Linked DNA regions of Homo sapiens: region 1 is linked to region 2. A link is an interaction called in ENCODE POLR2A ChIA-PET data of the cell type or tissue named here. Cell type or tissue: GM12878. All regions are shown on one strand. Each heading gives the region's core, and the rest is flanking DNA. Links, peaks and the distances in the headings are about the cores only.

Evidence for each region. Peaks named below come from ENCODE experiments on the same cell type or tissue, not always from the same donor. Only the 100,000 strongest peaks of a DNase experiment are listed, where the experiment ranks them.
Region 1: POLR2A ChIA-PET joins it to region 2 with 5 read pairs; 3 of 35 experiments call an interaction of 5 or more read pairs at or near these places.

The regions. Positions count from the first base shown.
Region 1 is chr17:32,623,229-32,626,149 of GRCh38, reverse strand. All of the region lies in intron 20 of MYO1D (myosin ID), which reads left to right. Among named protein-coding and RNA genes, the nearest start is that of CDK5R1, 140 kb to the right of the region's middle. In GM12878, for the core only: no CTCF peak of the experiment used is centred there; no DNase peak of the experiment used is centred there.
Region 2 is chr17:32,558,095-32,561,015 of GRCh38, reverse strand. The region is part of intron 21 of MYO1D (myosin ID); the gene reads left to right. Among named protein-coding and RNA genes, the nearest start is that of CDK5R1, 73 kb to the right of the region's middle. In GM12878, for the core only: no CTCF peak of the experiment used is centred there; DNase peaks (open chromatin) are centred at 1,495 and 2,455; H3K27ac peaks cover 1,921 bases.

The DNA.
Region 1 (2,921 bases), core at 105-2,604, 65 kb before region 2:
TGCCTACAAGCCTTGTGGACCCGTGGGAGAGACAGGGAAGCCACCAGTCCATCGGCACAGTGCCTAGGTTGCTCACTGTGGCAGCCCCGTAGGTGCACAGCACAGTAATACCTTGCTCTGAAGAGAAAACTGGTGCTCAGAAAGGTGAAGCAATCTGCCCAGGTCACAAAGCTCACCAAGAATGGAGCTGGGCTTCATCATTTGTGTGTGTGACCTAGCCCCTAATCCCAAGTGTGTTTGACCTAGGCCAGTTCCAACAGCCACCTGCTACCTGCCCCTCCCTTTGACAGATAACACATGAAACTAAAATCCTGTTTGGGGCCCAGAGCAGTGGCTCACACCTGTAATCCCAACACTTTGGGAAGCTGAAGCAGGCAGATCACCTGCACTCAGGAGTTTGAGACCAGCCTGGGCAACATAGTGAAACCCCATCTCTACAAAAAATACAAAAATTAACCAGTAGTCCCAGCTGCTCAGGAGGCTGAGGAAGGACAATTGCTTGAGCCCAGGAGGCAGAGGTTGCAGTAAGCTAAGATCGCACCATTGCACTCCAGCCTGGGCAATAGAGCGAGACCCTATTTAAAAAAAAAAAATCCTGTTTTAAGAGGAAAGAAATAACAGAACTAACATTCATCGCATGTGTCATGCCAGGTGTTTCTTAAATGATTTAACCAGACTATATCTCAATCACTGTAAGAATCCCAGGCAGGAAGTCTCATTTTATAGATGAAATAAATTCTCAGAGAAGTTGACCACTAGCGCAATGTTTCAGTGCAGGTTCTTCTAATCTCAGAGCCAGAGGTAGCCACAAAATTAGGTATCTTTCTACCTAACTTAATTGCCAAAGTTGCTCTCTCTCTCTCTCTCATTTTCTTTATTTATCTATTTAAGTCTTTCTTACATTAATAATAGCTTTCTAAAATAGTTTGTCTTAACCTTTTGAGGATTAGTGACTTGTATGCCCGCAGGAAACTGAATAATCAAGATGAGAGTGTTTGTATTGGCCCTGGTCTGCATATCAGGAGCTCCGAAGGTATGGTCCATTAGGATACAAAAAAGGGCTGGGCACAGTGGCTCACGCCTGTAATCCCAACATTTTGGGAGGTCAAGGCAGGCAGATCACTTGAGTCCAGGAGTTCAAGACCAGCCTGGCCAACATGGTGAAACCCCATCTCTACTAAAAATACAAAAATTAGCTGGACATAGTGGCAGGTGCCTGTAATCCCAGCTACTCGGGAGGCTGAGGCAAGAGAATCGCTTGAACCCGGGAGGCGGAGGTTGCAGTGAGCCAAGATCGCGCCATTGCATACCAGCCTGGGCAACAAGAGCAAGACTCTGTCTCAAAGAAGAAAAAAAAAAAAAAGATACAAAAAAGGAAAACAAGAAAAAGAAAATATCTTCATTTCTTTTAGGGGGGAAAAAACAGCACCTTTAAAGAGAGCTGCCACGTTATACTTTTATTTGTACAGTTTGTTTCTCTCAATTGCAATCCTGCCTCCTCAAAGAAGAAAAGGTACTACTACAGTCTCAAGAAGGCCAGAAAAAATATAGTGGTTTTACTGTTAACCTGCTATTTAGAAGATCTGATTTTTATTTTATTTAGTTTTCACTTTTAAAGCCAAATAAAAAATGTTAGTATGTTAGTAGTCTTAACTCAGGGGTTCTCAACTTTAGCTGCACATTAGAATGGCCTGGAGAGTTCTTAAAATTACTGATACCCAGGTCATACTCCAGATGCATGAAATCAAATCTCTGCTGGTAGAGCTAGGCATCAGCAAGCATTAAAGCTCCCCAGGCCGGCCGGGCGCAATGGTTAACACCTATAATCCCAGCACTTTGGGAAGCCAAAGTGAGAGGACCGCTTGAGCCCAGGAGTTCAATACCAGCCTGGCCAACATAGCAAGACCCTGTCTCTACAAAAAAAAAAAAAAAACTTAAAGAAAAAATAAAATAAAGCTTCCTAGGTGACTGCACTATGCAGCCAGAGATGAGAACCACTTATCTATTCTGTTCCCCAAATTTTTTCACTTTTGTTGTTTTGGCTCCTTGGAAACATCTGTTAAAAGTTGGACTTGCTCCCAAATTCAGTTCTGCCATTAGAGTTTTTTATCACTTACGTATATGTGTGTGAGAGAGAGACAGAGAGACACAGAGTGCTAAGGTCTGAAGGTGTTCCCCCAAAATTCATATGTCAAAATCCTAACCCCCAAAGTGATGGAACTCGGAGATGGGACCTTTGGGAGGTTTCTACCCTCATAATGGGATTATCGACTTATACAAGAGGCCCCAGAGAGACCCTCGCCCTTTTGCCATGTGAGGACACTACGAGAAGTTGGCAGTCTGCAACCTGGACGAGGGCCACCAGCACCCTCATCTCGGACTTCTAGCTTCCAGAACCGTGAGGAGTAAATCTCTGTTGTTTATAAGCCACCAGTTTATGGTATTTTGTCATAGCCACCTAAATGGACTGAGACAGAGTTGGAGAGAGTGTGTGTTTTCTAGAAAGCCTCATGATCGCGTATCTGTATCAAAAATTAAATTTTCTTTAAGTCATTGACCATGGTTTAATGTTTGAGGACAGTCTCATCAAAAGATTTTCCTTAAACAAGAGTAGTATAAGATAAAGAAATCACCTTATATTTGATGATTTTCATTCCTTATAGTGGACCTCTGCATATATTGTCTCACTTAGCAACGACCCCCCATCCCCACCACTACCACACACATACCACTGGGAGGTGGCCTATACTGGTCCTGGACTGTAGCCATTAAATAAATGAGTTTGTTTCTTTGTTATTGGCTGAGGTCCAGAACAAACTTTCTTTACACAGAATTGTTACGATGAAGTTCTGCACTACAGGGGGAATCTGATTTTTTTAATATAATAAACATTAGAAGGATTTCATTTTATTGGAACCATA
Region 2 (2,921 bases), core at 103-2,602:
CACTTGAACCCAGGAGGCAGAGGTAGCAGTGAATCGAGATCACACCATTGCACTCCAGCCTGGGCAGCAAGAGCAAGACTCTCAAAAAAAAAAAAAAAAGCCACGCATAGTGGCTCATGCCTGTAATCCTCGCACTTTGGGAGGCCAAGGCGGGCAGATCACGAGATCGGGAATTTGAAACCAGCCTGAACAACACGATGAAACCCCGTCTCTACTAAAAATACAAAAATTAACTAGGAATGACGGCACACGCCTGTAATCCCAGCTACTCAGTAGGCTGAGGCAGGAGAATCACTTGAACCCGAGAGGCGGAGGTTGCAGAGAGTTGAGATTTTGCAACTGCCCTCCAGGCTGGGTGACAGAGCAAGACTCCATCTCAAAAAAAAAAGATTCACCGGCTAATCTTGAGTCAGAATTTTTAACTTTAGGTATAAAAGTTATATATATATATATATATATATATATATATATATATATATATATATATGTTGTCTCTGGGTATTACTTTTTTTTTACTTAAATATCTCCATAACATACATTTCTTTCTTGCAGTAACTTTTGTGGACTACTACTGTCTCTTTTGGCTTCATCTCAGTATTACTTAAACTCCAGAAACTGTGTCTCTGATAACCTGCCATAGTCATATGAATCAATTACCATATTTATGCAAAAAAGAAGAGACTAGCTTATTCTTCAGAATAGTTTAGTATTTTAACATCAGGCATATACAGCTTGTCACAAACACTTTTTCCTTTTTTTTTGAGATGGAGTCTCATTCTGTCGCCCAGGCTGCAGTGCAGTGGTGCAATCTCGGCTCACTGCAACCTCCGCCTCCCAGGTTCAAGCAGTTCTCCTGCCTCATCCTCCTGAGTAGCTGGGATTACAGGCACATGCCACCACACCTGGCTAATTTTGTATTTTTAGTAGAGATGGGGGTTTCACCATGTTGGTCAGGCTGGTCTTGAACTCCTGACCTCGTGATCTGCCCGCCTTGGCCTCCCAAAGTGCTGGGATTACAGGCGTGAGCCACCACACCTGGCACACTTTTTATGCAGTTGGATGAGGGTTTCTATAGGATAACTACTGTGTCACTGCATTACAATACCATAGCATTGACAAATACAGACAGTGACACTGAAGAGTCAAGAAATACTTCATTTAAAGGTCTGTGGCTGGGAATGGATATAATTGATTTAAATTACAAAAAATTAATGATAGATATCAATAAAAAGAGAAGTTAAAGATAGTAAAACGTATTAGGATGGAAATGATGAAATGTGATAAAAAGATAATGGTAACAAAGTGCCAGAAGTGTTCAATTTAGGCAAATTAAATTTAACAGAGTTTAATTGAGCAAAGAATGATTCACAAATCAGGCAGCCTCCGGAACCAGAATAGATTGAGAACAACTCTGGGGCTGCCACATGGTCAGATAATGTTTATGGACAGAAAAAGAAAGTGAGTATACAAAACAGAAGTAAACTACAGAAGCAGCTGGATTGGCTACAGCTGAGCATGTGCCTTATTTGACCTTGGCTTGAACAGCTGAACACCTGTGATTGGCTGAAACTCAGCTGAAACTCAAGTGATTGAGTGAGACTCAGCTCCGAGTTTCAAGAGTAGATTATGGTCTGCTCACACATCCAGTTAGGTTACAGGTCATTATGTGTGGAGAAACCTTTAGTCCAAACTTAAAATATGTAAGGAGGCAACATTAAGCTAAACTTAATTTAAGAAAAGTATATGAGAAAAATAAATTGCGCTTCAGAAAACAGTTGAGATCCCTATTGTATATGGATTACAAACCCTTTTTTATACAAGCTTTTCTTTAAAGAACATGCCCCAACAAGTAAAGTTCAGGAAATTCAAGATCCAATTCAGTAATTTAGAAGCCCTTGAAAGACAATTTGGTTCATATTGCACACACACAAGCACACGTTCTGAGATACTTATTAAACACATGCAGATAATAAAAATAGTTAACATTTGTCTAGTCCTTAGTCTGTGCTAGGCTATATTGAAAGCACCATGCATATGTTAGCTCATATAAGCCTCACAGTAACTCTAGAAGGTGGGCCCTATTATTACTGCCATTTATAGCTGGAGAAACTGAGGCATGGAAGGGTTCAGTGGCTTTCTCAGGACCACAGCTAATTATTATAGTAATGGACCAGAGCTCAGACAGTCTGGCTCCAGCATCTACTCCCCGCCTCAGTGTCTTGTCCCAAGACTATACTCCCTGTCAGATGTAGGGTACTGGTATTATTCAAAGCAGAGGAAGTAAAATATTTAAAACGGAAGCACATTTTAAAATAGAAAATGAGAGGGGCAGAAGAGACGGAGCGTGTTAATGACCTCTATATCCTCTCATCTCCCTGGGAATTCATTCTATAGCAAAACCAGGGAGAACTGTGGAGGAAGCCTGGTTCTCTTGAAAAGAAAGAACATTTCTGGGCTCTTATTCTCAGCGGTTGTGTTATCTGACAATGCGCCCTTGCATGGAGAGTGGTTTGTTTGCTGTTTTCAAACCACAGGTGTGAGCATGTGATGATAGCAGTGCATTACTGATTTTCTGTTCATCCTGCAGTGAAAAAGCACAATGTAATGTGCTTCCATAAGGTGTGAAGTAAAACACTTTTAATCAAACTTCAAAGAACACTCTTCTCTTCTGAGAGCAAAGCCTTGTTTCCTTGCTGCTCCATCTTCTGTTCAGTGTTAACTGTCTGCTGCCCATCTCCAGCCTGGCTGTGCTCAGAAATAAATTGTTTCCATTGGGCCTAGGCACTCAAGGGTTGGAACTTACTCTTGAGATCAAGGAGGGCCCTGCCTCTCAGAGTGTTTCTTTTTATCATCCCATGGTTTCCCACACAGACAAACTGTTTTAAACTAGACCTGAGGTTGACAAACTTTGATCCACAATA